2 separate regions of the Homo sapiens genome follow, and region 2 is linked to region 1. The links are chromatin loops, found by intact Hi-C in ENCODE. Cell type or tissue: body of pancreas. All regions are shown on one strand. Links, peaks and the distances in the headings refer to the core of each region. The heading gives the core; the rest is flanking DNA. Region 1 has its middle 17 kb from the start of CDON. Region 2 holds the start of LOC124902784 (a long non-coding RNA gene).

The links. Hi-C counts contacts between places; a loop is a spot of excess contacts. Peaks named below come from ENCODE experiments on the same cell type or tissue, not always from the same donor. Only the 100,000 strongest peaks of a DNase experiment are listed, where the experiment ranks them.
Region 2: it touches region 1 in a loop (2.1-fold over the local background); 32 of 110 quality-filtered maps call a loop at or near these places.

Annotation. Positions count from the first base shown.
Region 1 is chr11:126,075,483-126,083,809 of GRCh38, reverse strand. No RefSeq gene overlaps it. Among named protein-coding and RNA genes, the nearest start is that of CDON, 17 kb to the right of the region's middle. RefSeq lists an enhancer at 6,665-7,166. In body of pancreas, for the core only: no CTCF peak of the experiment used is centred there; a DNase peak (open chromatin) is centred at 3,379; H3K27ac peaks cover 2,015 bases.
Region 2 is chr11:126,120,141-126,128,467 of GRCh38, reverse strand. It overlaps LOC105369591, which reads left to right. Exons shown (of 4, transcript XM_017018656.2): 2 at 275-472; 3 at 3,665-3,834; 4 at 3,984-4,662. The coding sequence ends at 4,213. It overlaps LOC124902784 (a long non-coding RNA gene), which reads right to left and starts at 5,007. Exons shown (of 2, transcript XR_007062938.1): 1 at 4,912-5,007. In body of pancreas, for the core only: no CTCF peak of the experiment used is centred there; no DNase peak of the experiment used is centred there.

The sequences.
Region 1 (8,327 bases), core at 83-8,082:
TATTCTCTCTCTTCCTGAAAACTCCAGAAAAGAGTTGAGACAGATGCTTCTTCCCTGGATGCTAAGCTTAGACTGGAAACCAGATCTCTTGAATACAAACCTAGAGACATTTTTACCTTCTCCGTGGAGAGTGTGTGTGTGTGTGTGTGTGTGCGTGTAAGAGATAGATAGAGAGACAGAGAGAAAGAGAGAGAGACAGAGGTAGGAAGGAGAACAAAAGTCAGGTGATTTTAGGTACACTGACATCCAGGCAGAGGAAGAAGATTCTTCCTGGAGGGGAGCCAGTTGCTCTACTCTAACAGAGATCAAGAGAAATATCAAAGTATAATTAGGTCGGCGTCGGACTCCATGTGCTGAAAGCAGTAGTTCGGTGGCCCACAAAATAACCTAGGTTTTATTAATGATTGGGGGAGGGTGAGTTGTGGTGGTGAGAATCCACAGTGGCCCCTATTTCTGGAAATGCAGCTCAGGGGTCTGTGGGTGGAGTTGTTCCTGGATTCTTTCTAGATCTCAGGGGAGAGAAGCTAAAGAGCAGGGTGATCTTGCCCTGGGAGAGAGATACCATCTCTGGATGAAGACAGGTGTGTTTTCTTGTTTGCTTGTTTTGTTTTATGTGCCATCCTCCTACATTACCAGTTAGAAGAGAAAACTGCACTCCAAAACTGGGAGTGAAGAGTCTGAGGGGCACTGAGACTGAGCCAGGTGCGCATGGGTGTAGCGGGGACTGATGGAGAAAGGCTCCAAACATTCTTACGGGAGGAGGAGGATGGTGTAATACAGCTAAATGCCAATGGCAAAAGAGCTGAAAGGGGGGTGTAGCTCAAGCGGACAGAGGCAAAGAGAGAGCCCTTGGCCGGCGCCTGCAAACACCACCCTCCAGGGCCTGGCCCTCCCCTGTGTGCCCTGTTGTGGGCCTCAAAGGGTGCTGGCCCAGGCCCTGTCTGCCATTCCCTTCACAAAGCCGGGGTTGTGTTCTTGGCAGGGCTGGGCCTCCCCGCCATTGAGGTCCCGGCTGGGGCTGCCTGCCCTGGGAGCCTCCCTTCCCAGCCAGAGGCCCTCGATTTGTCCAAGTGCCAATACCTAATGAGGAGCTCATTTGAATCCATGCAAAGTACCAGGGAGCAAGGAGGCATGCTAATTAAAGTGATTGCTGTTCTTTAATTAAGCAATAATTCCCCCAAGGAGGGCATTATCATGCAAATAGAGCCCTCTTGGGTGAGGTAAGGGCTTTGGGCAACAGCTGAGGTCTGTTAATAAGGCCCCTGGGCATCGGAGGGCAGGCATCCAGAATGCCCCATTGAGCTGGGTGATAGAGCAAGGGAAATAATCACCCCTGCGCCGCACTGCCTTTTGTCTCTCCAGGCTTTGGCTGCGGAGCTGTGGGAGGCGGGGACCCTGCACCCCCTGCTGTTCCTTTCCCTTCCTCTCCCTTTGCCTCCTCTCCAAGAAACGTTTTCAGAGCTGTGTGAGGTGGAGAGGTTTGTAGGACAATGTCTAGTTTGGCCCTTCACACAATCGATGTCCCAATCATCAGAGCATCAGCCCAGAAGAGTTGGAATGGAGCCTCCTGAATGTTCATAAACAAGGAAGATATTGCAAGAGGCTGAGCTCTGTTGGGCCACTGTAATAAAATGGAAAGAGCACTGAAATGAGCCATCGACCTGGGTGACTGTGGGCAAGCCACTTTCCTTCTTCAAGACTCAGTTTCCTCATCTTTAGAATGGGTTGCTAGTAACTACCTGACGCAGTTATCATGTGAGTAAATGAATGTGAACGTGTAGGGTATTTAAACCCGTGGTTCCCAACCTGGAGTGATTTTTGCCCACAGAGGAAGGCTGCCAGATAAAATATATTTTGATATCAAATATATTTGCTAATTTTGATATCAAATTTATTTGCTAAATCTGACAACCTTATCCCAGAGGACACTGGCAATGTCTAGAGATATTTTGCCACAACCAGAGGAGTGGGTGCTACTGGCATCTAGTGGGGGGAGGGCCAGGGTTGCCGTTAAACATTCTCAACTGCTCAAGAGAGTCCCCACCACATGGAATTATCTGGCCCAAAATATCAATAGTGCTGAGCTTAAACAACTCTGACCTAAACAATGCACAACAAAACTGAGTTAGATGAAAAAATACATAAAGAGATAGTAGATTTTCTGAAGCAGGACCATAGTAGTATGGTTCTAAATCCCCTAAGATACTTCTGTTTTCTTGAAAGAAAAGGTTTTAAATAGGCCAGGCACGCTGTGGCTCAAGCCTGTTATCCCAGTGCCTTGGGATGCTGAGGCAGGAGTATTACTTGAGGCCAGGAATTTGAGACCAGCCTGGGCAACACAGACTCCCATTTCTACAAAAATAAAAAAGAGAGAGAAAATTAGCCAGCCATGGTGGTGAGTGCCCGTGGTCCTAGCTCCTCGCGAGGCTGTGGCAGACAGATCACTTGAGATCAGGAGTTTGAGGCTGCAGTGAGCCATGATCATGCCACTGCACTCCAGCCTGGGCCACAGAGTGAGACCCAGTCTCTAAAAATAAAATAAAATAAAATTTAAAAATAAACAAATCATGGAACAGACTGAGGCTCAGTGGCACACTGATACTGGCAGTTCCACGTAAGAAGAGGACCAAAGAACACGCTGGCAAGGTCCAAGAAGTTTCAGAGACAACACAAAGCCAGCCCTGATGTAAGGGGAAGGCGACTCTTCATGCAGAGAGCCCTGGCAGAGGCACCAGGGCTGAGCGTTGAGGGCACAGCGAGGCAGTTGAGAGCAGGTGTCAATGACTCTGGCACTGTGAAGCTGAGAGTATAAGAGGAAACTATACTCCTACCTTACCTTTGACAGTAATAGTACTCACATAACTAATACCTATGGTGAGCGTGCTGGTCTAATTCTCACAACAGCCTAGGAGAAAGGTGCTATTATTATCCCTATTTTGAAGATAAGGACATTGAAACATGGGAAAGATAAATAACCTGCCCATGGCCACATACCTAGTAAGAGCCAGGATTTCAACCAAGGCAGCATCTGAAGGCAGCACAGCTGCGGAACCAAGTCTGGGAAAATGAGACTTCCGCAGTGATCACAGATCTTGATATACAGTCATCCTGCAGCATGGGAGTTAGGCCCTCAGCAAAGTGCCTGCTATGTCTGCCTAGCTGCCGGGTGGGTCTCCGAGTGGTGTCTGCATTTGGGACATCCATCACTCGGCTTTTGGGTCCCTGGACAGACAGCTAGAGGGCAAGGCAACAAGTGGGGAAGGGAGTCACCAAGCCTGGCTTTGTCACTCACGGCTGACTCATTTGCTGAATAATGGCTGGTCCTCTCCCCTGGAGCTGGGGTGGGGGTAGTCTGGTGCTTCTAGAGCTGCCTTTGTAATGGTCTATGTCTTAGGTAAGGCTGGTGTGTGGCTCAGGGGGTGGCAAAGGCAGAAAGTCAACAAACCAGGCAGTCCAGCCAGGGGGAAAACCAAACCTCCTGCTCCCAGAAATCTTGGCCCCTTTTCAATTTTGTGTTCACTCCCAGCAAAATAAATGTTTTGTGTTACAAGGAGACGGAGATAGTATCTCCTCAGCCCTACTAGTTTAGCACTGCCTCTGCCAACCTCTCACTCTACATTTGGCAGGGGGAAAGAGTGAGGAGAAAAACAGGACCAGGTTCTGTTTGCAAAATATTTTCATCAGTCAAAAAACTGCCGGGGTTGTGAATATTAAATAAACCCTGACTCATGGAGACATATACCTTGCTTTGCTTTGCTGATAGGTGGGGTAACAGACAGCGTTACATTACTTTAGAAGTGACAGCTCTAACATTCTGCAGACTTCTCAAAACTGCTCTGGCTTTTTCTGAACAAAGAACAATCCACAAAAACGCCCATGGTTTGCAATGCATAGGAGTCTGTTTACAGGATCACAGACTCAGGCCCTCTCAAAAGGGACCGGGTGAGATCATCCATTTAATCACCTTCCACCTCCAGGTGGGGCTGGGTGGCCCGAAGGTCTTCCGCCAGAGGGTTTAGTGAGAGCATGGCCCAAGTCTCAGGCCCCTATAGTGAGTTCCCTAAGGGCCAGCTCCATTTTTTCCATTGCAGAATTTATAAGTGGGATTGAAATGAGAGCATAGTGTTGCTTTGCCAGGAACAAAGATTGTCAGTGTGTTTCAGTCACTAACCTAAGACACCATAATATAAGCCAGTCCCCCAACCCCCACCTCTAGCCAGTCCCAAAGTAAAACAGTTCACCTAAGAACGAAAACAGTAGTAGTGTAGTGAACACTGACATTGAGCTTACTACTTGCAAGACACTGTTCTAATCCTCACCACCATGAGGCAGGCAGTAGTGTTACCATCATTTTGCAGAGAGGAATTTGCCTAGTTTCCTTATTCTTAACTCAGGCAAGGTTCCCACCCTACCCCTTAGCTTCCTGTGAGTCTATAGGTTGTCCTTCCCATTCTTCATGAGAACAGTTTCTTCCATTAGTCTTGAAACAGTGGAAACCAACTCTTTCTTTCTTTTTTCTTTTTTTTTAATTTGAGACGGAGTCTCGTTCTGTAGCCCAGGCTGGAGGGCAGTGGCGTGATCTCAGCTCACTGCAACCTCCGCCTCCTGGGTTCCAGTGATTCTCCTTCCTCAGCCTCCTGAGTAGCTGGGATTACAGGTGCCCGCCACCACGCCCGGCTAATTTTTGTATTTTTAGTAGAGACGGGGTTTCACCATGTTGGCCAGGCTGGTCTGGAATTCCTGACCTCAAGTGATCTACCCGCCTCGGCCTCCCACAGTGCTGGGATTACAGGCATGAGCCACCGCACCCGGCCAGGAAACCAACTCTTTCTGTAGTTATTTTCCCAAGAACCATTTCCATCTTGCTCTTTAAAAGCATAACCTCCATACTCAGCTAATTTTTGTATTTTTCGTAGACAGGGTTTCTCTATGTTGGCCAGGCTGGTCTCGAACTCCTGACCTCAGGTGATCCACCCACCTTGGCCTCCCAAAGTGCCGGGATTACAGGCATGATAATCGCGGCTACTTGGGAGGCTGAGGCAGGAGAATCGCATGAACCCAGGAGGCAGAGGCTGCAGCGAGCAGAGATCACACCATTGCACTCCAGCCTGGGTGACAGAGCAAGACTCTGTGTCAAGAAAAAAAAAAAAAGCATAACCTCAGTCTCCATCATAGCCGATAAGTATTTATTTATGTGCTGCTTTGCATGGTTTCTAATTGTTTTGGAGACACATTTGACAGACTGTACAGCATAGTGGTCTCAAGGGCAGATATGCAATTGTATTCTTCCACAGGTGCAAAGCTAGTAACAGATAGAAGAAACTTGGCCGGGCGTGGTGGCTCACGCCTGTAATCCCAGCACTTTGGGAGGCTGAGGCAGGCGGATCACGAGGTCAGGAGATAGAGACCATCCTGGCTAACATGGTGAAACCTCGTCTCTAATAAAAATACAAAAAAAAAGTAGCTGGGCATGGTGGTGGGTGCCTGTAGTCCCAGCTACTTGGGAGGCTGAGGCAGGAGAATAGCTTGAACCTGGGAGGCGGACGTTGCAGTGAGCTGAGATCGCGCCACTGCACTCCATCCTGGGCGACGGAGCGAGACTCTGTTTCAAAAAAAAAGAAATTTGATAAACATTTATTGATTTGCCTGGGTCTCTGGCTGCTCAAAAAACATGGTGTGTGATGGGAGGCAATATATACTGACCATCGCAGGAAAACAGCAAAATATGAGGCAAACAGAAGGAACTGTAAGAACACTACATTTTGCTTGATAATACCTTGCACGTAATAGGTGCTTAATAAGTGTCATTAACTAATTTTCGTATACTTTAAAATTAGTAGTAAGTTGACTAAAATTAAGAACTATGGCAATTTTAGGGCTCTAAAGTCAAAGAGAGATGTAGGGGAATAGAAAGTAGAAAGGAGAAGGTGATCTATTCCCTTGCCTTTGTGCTTTTGGTCATTTTTGCAAGTGCGTGTTCTGTTCAGTACCTTCTGAGCATCTTGTAGGGAAGCCTGAGGGTAGAAGTCTGCACAGATGCAGGCCCTAGAGAAAAGCACAGGCTGAATTTCTAAACTGTGGCTGCTAATGCTGATAGAGAAGACGGGAATGGCTGCCTTCTGTTTGACTTCCTGCTGCAGACAGGTAGTAGGGTTCCAGGACACATCCAGGTGGGTCGAACATCCCAAAGAAGTCCTGAAATGTTTTCTGTGTTAGAGGATGACAAAGCTGGATTCTGTGTCTGGAGGGGGCCCTAAAGGTTCCATACCTTGTGGTCAGGAGCCAAGACACTGACAAGTGAGAGGGAAGAGTTGAATAAGGACCAGTCTTCTCTAAGCCATCCTCATGCATGGAGGCAGGGGATGGGCCTCATGAGCTCTAGAGGGTACACACAGTCCCCAAAGTCATGGAGCCTGACGGTTGGTAAAAAAAAAAAAAAGAAAATTGGCCGAGTGTGGTGGCTCATGCTTGTAATCCCAGCACTTTGGGAGGCTGAGGCGGGTGGATTGCCTGAGCTCAGGAGTTCGAGACCAGCCTGGGCAACATGGTGAAATCCTGTCTCTACTAAAACACAAAAAATTAGCCGGACGTGGCAGCATGCGCCTGTAATCCCAGCTACTCGGGAGGCTGAGGCAGGAGAACGACTTGAACCCGGGAGGCAGAGATTACAGTGAGCAGAGATCGCGCCATTGCACTCCAACCTGGGCGACAGTGCGAGACTCCATCTCAAAAAAAAAAAAAGAAAAAAAAAAGAAAATTATCTCACTCTGGAAAAGATTCCAAAGTCCCAACATTTCATGTTGGTTCAGTTTCTTTCTTAGTTCTCAACACCCCCACTCCATTCCTCCCTCTAGGGTAAGGCCCCATTGCCTCCTCCCTCTGGCATTTGTGAGCACAGCATCTCCTCAGGCACAGTCCTTTAATCAAGGTGGAAGCCCTTTGTGAAGGGGCAGTGGAGAAGCTGGGCTGCTAATTGGCTCAGTGATGAGCTTTTGACGAATCCATTAAATGAATGGAACAGAGGGGTGGGAAAAGAGGTGTTCCTCAGTGCAGGTGGGGGTCTGAGAAGGACAGGAGGAGACATGTGAGCAGGCCCTTCTGCAGGTCTTCCCATGCCCCCTCCCACTCTGGGACCATTCACACAGGTCATAAGTTGCTCATCTCAGCCCCTAGAGCCCTTGCTGGTCACCAGGGAAATTACTGACTTTGGGACAAGCTGTGAAAAGTGGCTGGACCTTAAGTGTTAGTAGCACAGAGAGTCAAGTGCCTGCTGTGAGCTGAAAGATGAAAAGTCAAGATCCCCCAAATACAGGGACCTACTAGAGTATCTGAAAATCTGCTGCTGCATAGGGATCTCTTAGATCCACAGAGAACTAATTCTAAAGCTTTTCTCCATTTTTCATACCTTAGATTGAATTCCTTCACTCAAGTCTTTTCAGTCTGAAAGCATGCAGAGAAGCCTATGGCCAGTTTACAGTTATGACCAGGAGAAACCGAGAGAAAATTGCTGTCTTTTTCTCCATTCCACTCCACTCATTGAAGAAGGCAGTCCTTTTTGCAAGGAGGCAAGGAATGGTTGGTAACAACTTTTTTGTTTTGTTTCATTTTGAGAGACGGAGTTTCACTCTTGTTGCCCAGGCTGGAGTGCAGTGGTGCAATCTCGGCACACTGCAACCTCCGCCTCCCGGGTTCAAACGATTCTCCTGCCTCAGCCTCCCAAGTAGCTGAGATTACAGGCGTACGCCACCACGCACCACGCCCAGCTAATTTTTTTTTTTTTTTTTTTGCATTTAGTAGAGATGGGGGTTTCACCATGTTGGTCAGACTGGTCTTGAAATCCTGACTTCAGGTGATCCACCCGCCTTGGGCTCCCAAAGTGCAGGGATTACAGGCGTGAGCCACCGCACCTGGCGGGTGGGTAACAACTTTGTAACAGCACGTCCACGAGGAATAGATTGAAGGGGAAGGGAAATGGCCCCAAGTTTAAGTTTTGTCCATCCCTCTCACCTTCCCTGTGAACTTCCCTTATTCAGGTATCTCATTCCTCTGTGTGTGTACTCTCCCTACTTGGTTTCCCACCTTTTCTGACATAAATGTGAATGCAACGTCTATATCCAAACAACTGTGAGATGTCTGAGTCCATTAGAGCTGCTACAACAAGATACCTTACACTGGGTAATTTCTAAAAAGTGGGAATTCATTGCTCACGGTTCTGGAGGCTGGGAAGTCTACAATCAAAGCACCAGCAGATTTGGTGTTAGGTGAGGGCTCATGATCTGCTTCGAAGATGGTACCTCCTTCTGTGTCTTCACATGGCAGAAGGGCAA
Region 2 (8,327 bases), core at 35-8,034, 45 kb before region 1:
TTCTTTGCTGAGAGAGATTCATTAAAAATGCCTTTTGCTCCTCTCTGGCTGAGACTTGCAGTAAGAGGGAGAGAGAAGAGAGAAGCCCCACATCGGGGCTCCTCCCACTTTTTAAATAGGGGGATGGGGTCTGGGTTCCTTCTTACCTAGCATAGTCCTCTGCCTTAAAACTTCGCAAAAGTGGGCAGCTGGTAGAGTTGCATTTTTTAAATGCTCCAGGCTGTGTCTTCTTATCTCAGAGAGGCTTGATTTACTTTCCTCTATCTTTTCCCAGTCCAGGGCCCCGTGATGGATTTCACCTTGGACATTTGCCTTTGGAACGGTTGCTCCTTGCCAAGAGCACTCCCCCAGAGACAGATGGAGAAGGAGACAGCTCCGTGGTTCCCGTTCTGGGACTGGCCTTTTGCCTCCTGCCTCCCACAGCTCAGGTGGAGAGAGGAGGGCCCTGCCCTTACCGACTGGAGAGCATCAGGTAGGACTGCTGCTTAGCAAGAATAAAACTGAATTTCTGCAGATTTGGCCTGGGCCTGCTCTCACTTGAGATGTGTCAGGGGAACAGGAGAAGAGACAATAATAGTAAAGTGGTATCGACGTAGCGTTAATACTTTCCTCTTTGTTATGACTATTCGTATGTCTTTTCAAATTTAATCTTCACAGTAACTAACTGAAACAGCTTTTGTGTTCCCTTCTCACAGATCAAGAAACTGAGGGTCAGTGAGGCTAGGATGACACGGATGTGGAGGAAGGGCTGGCTTTCCAGCCTGTCTTCTGACATTAAATCTGTGTGTCTTTTATGATGCATCAAGGAGGAACGCATCTCCCCCATGGCTTCCTCTCACTTTTGTTTCTTCAAAAGAGATAGAGTGTGGCTCAGATTAGGGCAGCTCATCCTTTTCCAGTGGTGGATGCCAAGGGAGAGAGTTTAGCCTGAAGGAAGGGTTGTCGTGCTGAGCCAAGATCAGGGTCTACACCAGGCAGACTCGAAGTGGGAAGTCACACTTACAAGGGAGCGGGTGGCCAGCCAGCCCCCTTTGCTGTGCTTGGAAGAGAATAGCAGTGAAACAGTCTCTCCACAAAGCACTGGGATATGGTTTGACTGTGTCTCCACCCAAATCTCATCTTGAATTGTAGCTCCTATAATTCCCACATATCACGGGAGGATCCTGGTGGGAGGTAATTGAATCATAAGGTCAGATCTTTCCTGTGCTGTTCTCATGATAGTGAATAAATCTCATAAGATCTGATGGTTTTATAAAGCAGAGTTCCCCTACACAAGCTCTCTTGCCTGCCACCATGTGAGACGTGACTTTGCTCGTCATTTGCCTTCCTCCATGATTGCGAGGCCTCCCCAGCCATATGGAACTGTGAGTCAATTAAACTACTTTCTTTTATAAATTACCCAGTCTCAGGTATGTCTTTATTAGCAGTGTGAGAACAGACTAATACACATTTAAATCTTCAGTAATCATCATGCTCTGGGTAACACACAGTCACATAAGACTAGAATTCAAGAGAAAGGAAAGAAAGTAGCATTTTTGAGGTCTCCTGTGCAGTAGGCATGGAACTAGGGAGTTCACATATTTTGTTTGATTTTCATAACAGCCTTATAAGATGGGCTTTACTATCCTCATTTCAGAAGAGATTGAGGCCCAGAAAGATTAGATAATTTGCCTGTGGTCTCATTGCTAGTAAATAGTGGAGGTATAATTCAAATCCCAGTTATCTGTCCCTGCATCTGTTAGTAAACTAGAAGCTGGTCTTTCACATGTCTCCTGGAGAGTAGGGAGGTCTCTCTTCCAGAACCCAGGACAGTGCCTCACAGACCATAGCTTAACCTGGTAACTTCTACTTCCTAACCCATCCCGCACACATCCTGAAGATGTAGTGGGGCAATAGGTAGAGTTAGCAGAAGGAGTTCAGGTTGTTAGTCAGAAAGAACCCCAGAGTTCCCCTCTGGCTTCATGTCAATCTTTTTTTTTTTTTTTTTTTTGAGTTGGAGTCTTGCTCTGTTGCCCAGGCTGGAGTGCAATGGTGCAATCTCGGCTCACTGCAACCTCTGCCTCCCAAGTTCAAGTGATTCTCCTGCCTCAGCCTCCTGAGTAGCTGGGATTACAGGTATGCACCACCATGCCCGGCTAATTTTTGTATCGTTAGTAGACACGGGGTTTCACCATGTTGGCCAGGCTGGTCTTGAACTCCTGACCTCAGGTGATCTGCCCACCTTGGCCTCCCAAAGTGCTGGGATTACAAGTGTGAGCCACTGCTCCTGGCCATCAGTGTTTAAAGACAGGCACTGTGCCTTTTTCACCTTTGAGTTACTGGTGGCTGACAAATAGCAGGGGCTCAAGAAAGGTAAGCTACTGACTTTAACTGAGGAGACTTGTTTTTTTTTGTTTTTTTTTTGTTTTTTTTTTTGAGATGGAGTCTCGCTCTTTCACCCAGGCCAGAGTGCAGTGGCGCTATCTCAGCTCACTGCAAGCTCCGCCTCCCGGGTTCACACCATTCTCCTGCCTCAGCCTCCCGAGTATCTGGGACTACAGGCGCCCGCCACCACGCCCAGCTAATTTTTTGTATTTTTAGTAGAGACGGTATTTCACTGTGTTAGCCAGGATGGTCTCGATCTCTGAGAAGACCTTAAGGTTAAGATATGAGAACTTCAAAATCATAGAAGCTACAGTTGCAGATTGGCCAAAAGCATATAAATTCACTGGACACAACCCAGTGAAAAATAATGAGGAAAGGGGAATTGGGCAATTGGATGGAAGGCCTGGAAGTAGCTGCTACAGAATGTGCATCTGCAGGGATTCAGGAGACCCGGGTTCTAGTCCCAGCTCTGCCACTCACCAGCTGGGGGATCTTGGGCAAGGTGCTTCCTCCCTGTGAACCTCAGTTCATTTATTTGTAAAGTGAAGGATGGGGGCCGTATTCTAAGATCCTTTTGATTCCCACATTCTGGGAGTTTTGAATCATTACTTGCCTAAACACCTTCCCAGATTCCTGGGGAAAAGATAAAGAAGGTTGTTTCTTTTTAAAAGCTTATTTTTAAAAAAATTGACAAGTAAAACTTGTGCCTATTTATGGCATATAACATCATGTTTTGATATATGTATACAGGCCAGCATGGCTAATTCAAACTATTGAACATATGTATTATTTGACATCCTTATTTAATGGTGGTTAAGAACATGTAAAATCTACTCTCTGAGCAATTTTAAAATATAAGATATATTGTTTTGAACTGTAGTTGCCCTGATGTACAATAGGTCTCCTGAACATATTCCTCCTGTCTAACTGAAGTTTTGTGTTCTTTGATCAATATCTCCTCAATCCTCCAACCCAACAGCCTCTGGGATCCACCATTTTACTCTGTTTCTATGAGTTGGACTTTCTTACATTCCACATATAAGTGACATCACGCAGTCTTTATCTTTCTATGCCTGGCTTATTTCACTTAACGTAATGCCCTCCAGGTTCATCTGAGAAGGTTGTCTCTAGAAACAGAAAAGAGTTTCACCTCCAACCAGGGTGACAGGAGCAGTCCTACCTGAGAGCCAGAGATGGACTTGATGGCATGAGCCAGATCTTTTCAAGTCTGGGGGTGTTGCTGGTTTGAAAGTGGACATGGTACCCCATTTCTAAACCTCAGGCTCTCTGGACAATGCAGCTCAGCCTTCAGCTCCACCAGAGAGGCTGCAGTGTGTGAAGACAGCTCATTCTGCGGGAGGAGGAAGAGCAGAGAAACCACCACCCTATGGGTCGTTCTCAGATCCCTCGTGTGCTGGCTGTCTCCCACCCAGGCTCAGTTTGCACTGCTAATCTGTTACGTCTTTCTTGGTAATTTAGCACTTTCAGACAGTTATTGTTAGATTCTGTTTATTTTTCTAAACCTCACAAAAAAACCCATAATACAGCAAGGGAGAGTGGGAGGGGGAGTTTTTCTAGAAATATAAACTCAAGATTCAAATGCTCTTCCCCATCTGCAGGGCAGCTGTTGTGGAGCCTGGTCCATCCTGAGCACTCCAGTGTTCCATTTCAAGGATCTCTTCCTGGCTCCCCTCCCACCAGAGAATGTGGCCTTGGGATCAAGGCGTGGAGAGCTGCCAGCTACTGCCACCTGCCACAAAGCCTCATCACCCTTGCGTATCTCTCTCCCCTCTCCGTCCTCGGCATGGGGTCACATTGTGGGTCATTATTTCCTTTCACCAAGGTATGAGCAGAGGGAGAGAGGGCTGGAAAAAGAGACTCTCCCTTTGCTAACTGATGAGGGAGAAGTATGGGGTCCAAGTGGGCCTGCCCCTTGCCTAATTTTTGCCCAATTTTTTGGCCTCTGGAGTCCCTGGTAGACTTCTTAACTTCTTGCACACAAGGTTACCATGTGTCTAATTGCTCAGCTCCAGTTAGAGTGGTGGAGGGAAACTGGTATCAATGAATGAATGAATGAATGGATGGATGGTTTAATGACAGCTTGGAGAACCGACTGGGGTTTGAGCAAGAAACAGGAAGAGAAAGCCAACATCTTTTAGCTCACCAAATACTTTCATGCCCCTTGGGAGGAAGAAAAATGGATATGGGAAATGCAGAGCATGGAAGAGCTTAAATTGAGCATAAAGGACATAAAACTAGATAAGTAAGATCAGAAATAAAAGATGAGTCATCATCGAATCCAAACCTTTACATTTTCAGCAGAGGGTGCCAAAACCTCAAGGGGATAGTGACTTCCTTAAAATTACAGAACCAGAGTGAAGACTGGGGTCTTTTGACTCTTTTTTTTTTTTTTTTTCTGTCCCTAACAAAATGTTGCTCTTTTCTTCTCCATACTTTTATATTTTCAAACTCATTTATTCCAGAAAATTACCTGCCTTCTAACCTGGAGTTCCTCTTTTTTGATCTAAAGAAGTTATCCAAACTTACCTTGAGCTTACTGTCCTTGAAGCCATTTTGGCCTTTGTTTTGTGGCCTCAAGGCTGCCCTCACTTAGAAAGGATGAGTGACGGTAGCAGAAGCCAGCCAAGCAGGGCCAGTTTCTCCCAAGGCTGGCCCCATGAAAGGTTTGGCTTGGGTTCTCACCAGGGTCCACAAGTCTTGCCTCCTAGAAGTTTGGTCCAGTGGTCTGCAGTCCTGGGAATTTATGCCGTCTCAAACAGAGGTTTTCAGACCTTGCCTGATGATCCAGGGACTGGAACTGAACACACGTTGTACCTCTTTATAGCAACTTGGGTGTCCCAAACAGGACCCATCACTTCCAAGTCCCAGGCTAGGATTTTCTAACCAAGTATGTAGTTAGAGGAAAATTTAATCCACATGTATCTGACTCACTGATCTTTAAATCATCCTAGAGTTTGATTCTGGGAATGGTTTGATGTGTACTCTGCTTTTTTTCAACTTTTGGATTGGTGCACTGGCCAAGACATAATAAATAGCAACCCTGAGAGAGAGAAGGAAGCTTCAAGTAGAGGCATGACCTGCAGGCTCTTCCCTTCGTCCCAGCTGGAGACAGGCGCCCAGCAGGAGTAGAGAGTAGGCCAGAAGCCCAGAAATGTGCCTTAGGTTAACCTCACCCTCAGCCTCCTCTTCTGCTTGTATTTCTGGGATGCAGAGCCCGACTAGGGAAAAATCACTCAGCCTAAAAGATGGTAACACCACAGATTTATGGCATCTGATCTTTGTTGCACCCTCCAGGGTACAAACTAATCCCAGCTTGTGATTCCTACTGTCATCTAAGGTCATTCCAGGCCTTTTCCACTCTTCTGGAGATCTCGAGCACTTTTTTTCAACAATTTCTCATTTTGAAAAGAAAAAGGAGTCCATCAGGAAAGAATTTCCTCCATTGCCTGCGACGCTCTACAAACCTCCATGCCTCAGCCACCCTCGTTTTCCATGAGGTCTCCCTGTCAGGGCTGGTTCCTCAGATCTCCCCCCAGTAATCCTCCTTCATGAAAACCTCAGAGTCTCAGAGTCTGTTTCCGCTGATGTGAGCTAAGAATGTTTCAGGAAGAGGGGTATGTCATCGGGATCCCATTTCTTCCTGTGTCCTCCGGGACCTTGCTCTAAGGTCCTCTCTTTCGTCCTGAGACTTTTCTGAATCTTTAAGCTCCACCTCTCCTTAGCCATACATACTCATTCAAGTATTTCCCGTACTAAAAAACAAAATGAAACCTTCCTTCCACCTGAAGTCTCTATGACCCCTCATGTCTTCTCTTTTAGTCAAGCCTCTCGTAAGTGTCCCCTGTTTTTTCTCCCTTCATGTCACATTGACTCCACAACGCATTGTAGCCTGGCATGCACTGTCATCACAGAAATGCCCTCTGTGGGTCAGGCACGGTGGCTCACGCCTGTCATCCCAGCACTTTGGGAGGCCGAGTTGGGCAGATCACCTGATGTCAGCAGTTCAAGACCAGCCTGGCCAACATAGTGAAAACCCATCTCTACAAAAATATAAAAATTAGCTGGGCATGATGGCAGGTGCCTGTAATCCCAGCTACTCAGGAGGCTGAGGTGGAAGAATCACCTGAACCCGGGAGGCGGAGGTTGCAGTGAGCTGAGATTGTGCCATTGCACTCCAGCCTGGGTGACAGAGTGAGACTCCATCTCAAAAAAAAAAAAAAAGAAAAAAAAGAAAGAAATGCCCTCTGTGAAGTCATCAGGGACCACCTGTAGTCACATTTCAGTCTTTTCCTTACTGGACTTGTCCAGCAGTGTTTGACATCATTGACCTTCCCCGCAGTCCTGACATGCTTTGCCCCTTCGTGCTGCGTGACACTGCTCTTTCCTGGATCTCTTCTACAACTTTCTAAGATTCTTTTCAGTCTCCTTTGTGGGTCCTCTTTTCTCCAGTAGATGCATGCACATTGGTTGGGATTTCCCATGGCTACCTGTGGCTATCCAATGCTGTCTTCCCTCCTCCCTCTGCACACTCCCCACTTCCAGCTAAGCTACACCCTCATGCCCATGACCCCAGATCTGCATATCCAGCCAAGGACTTTGTTCTGAGCTCCACCTTAAGTTCTCTGAGACCAAAGCAGGACTCTTGCTTCCCTCTGAGTCTGCTCACATTTCTGAAGATCCGATCCTGGAGAAGGGTGTCAACATTTCCCAGGCCTTCTGCCTCATTCTTAACACCCAGTCTGTCTTGCCAGGTTTCCTGCTTAAGCATGCATCTGCCCACCTCTAGCCCACCCCCCCCAACTCTAGCCCACCTCCCCCAGCTTTTTTTTTTTTTTTTTTTTGAGATGGAGTCTTGCTCTGTCACCAGGCTGGAGTGCAATGGCGAGATCTTGGCTCACTGCAACCTCCGACTCCCAAGTTCAAGTGATTCGCCTGCCTCTACCTCCCGAGTAGCCGGGATTACAGGCGCCGCCATCTCGCCTGGCTAATTTTTGTATTTTTAGTAGAGACGGGGTTTCACCATGTTGGCCAGGCTGGTCTCAAACTCCTGACCTTGTGATCCTCCTGCCTTGGCCTCCTAAAGTACCGGGATTACAGGCGTGAGCCACCATGCCCGGCCTCTAGCCCCATTTTGGCTTCCTTAGATCAGGCTCTCACTTCTTGCTAGTCTCCCAGCTGGTTTCCCTTCAGCCTGTCCTGACCATAGCCGATCCATACTACCCATAGCCCCAAGAATGGTCTTTTTATAAAATAAATCTTGTCCATCACTCCCTTACTTAAAATGCTTTAGTGGCTTCTCATCACTCAGGGTAAAATCTAAATTCTTTAACATAGCATTAAAAAATCCTTTATGCTCTGGTCCCATCTGTCAGCCGAACTTCATTTCCCCCGCCAAGCTCTCCTCTTTAAGCCATAGCAGCACTGCCATTCATTGTCCGAACTCCCAGAACACAGCAGGCTTTCCTGTGACTCGATTTTTTTCTTGTGTCTTTGCATTTGCTCCTTCTTCTACCTACACTGCTCTTTCTCCACTTGTCCACCAGAAAACCTCCTATTCAGCTTTCCAGGCTCAACTCATGCCCTGTCTCCTCCTGGAGGCCTTCCCTGATTTCTCAAGGCAAATTCGAATGCTGTTTCCCCCACCTCCCCCTTCTGCATTCTGTACCTGCCTCCACTGCTAATGAGCATACTCGGCTGTGATTGCTTATTTGAAGTAGGAGCCTCTGCCCACCCCTGGAAGCCTAGACCTGTTGAAAGCAGTGTCTACACTTTTCATCTTTGTATGTCCTATACAAAGTATAGGGCCTGGCATATAATAGGCACTCAATAAACTTTTTTTTTTTTTTTTTTTTTTTGAGACAAAGTCTTGCTCTGTTGCCCAGGCTGGAGTGCAATGGTGCAATCTCAGCTCACTGCAACCGTGCCTCCCGGATTCAAGGGAT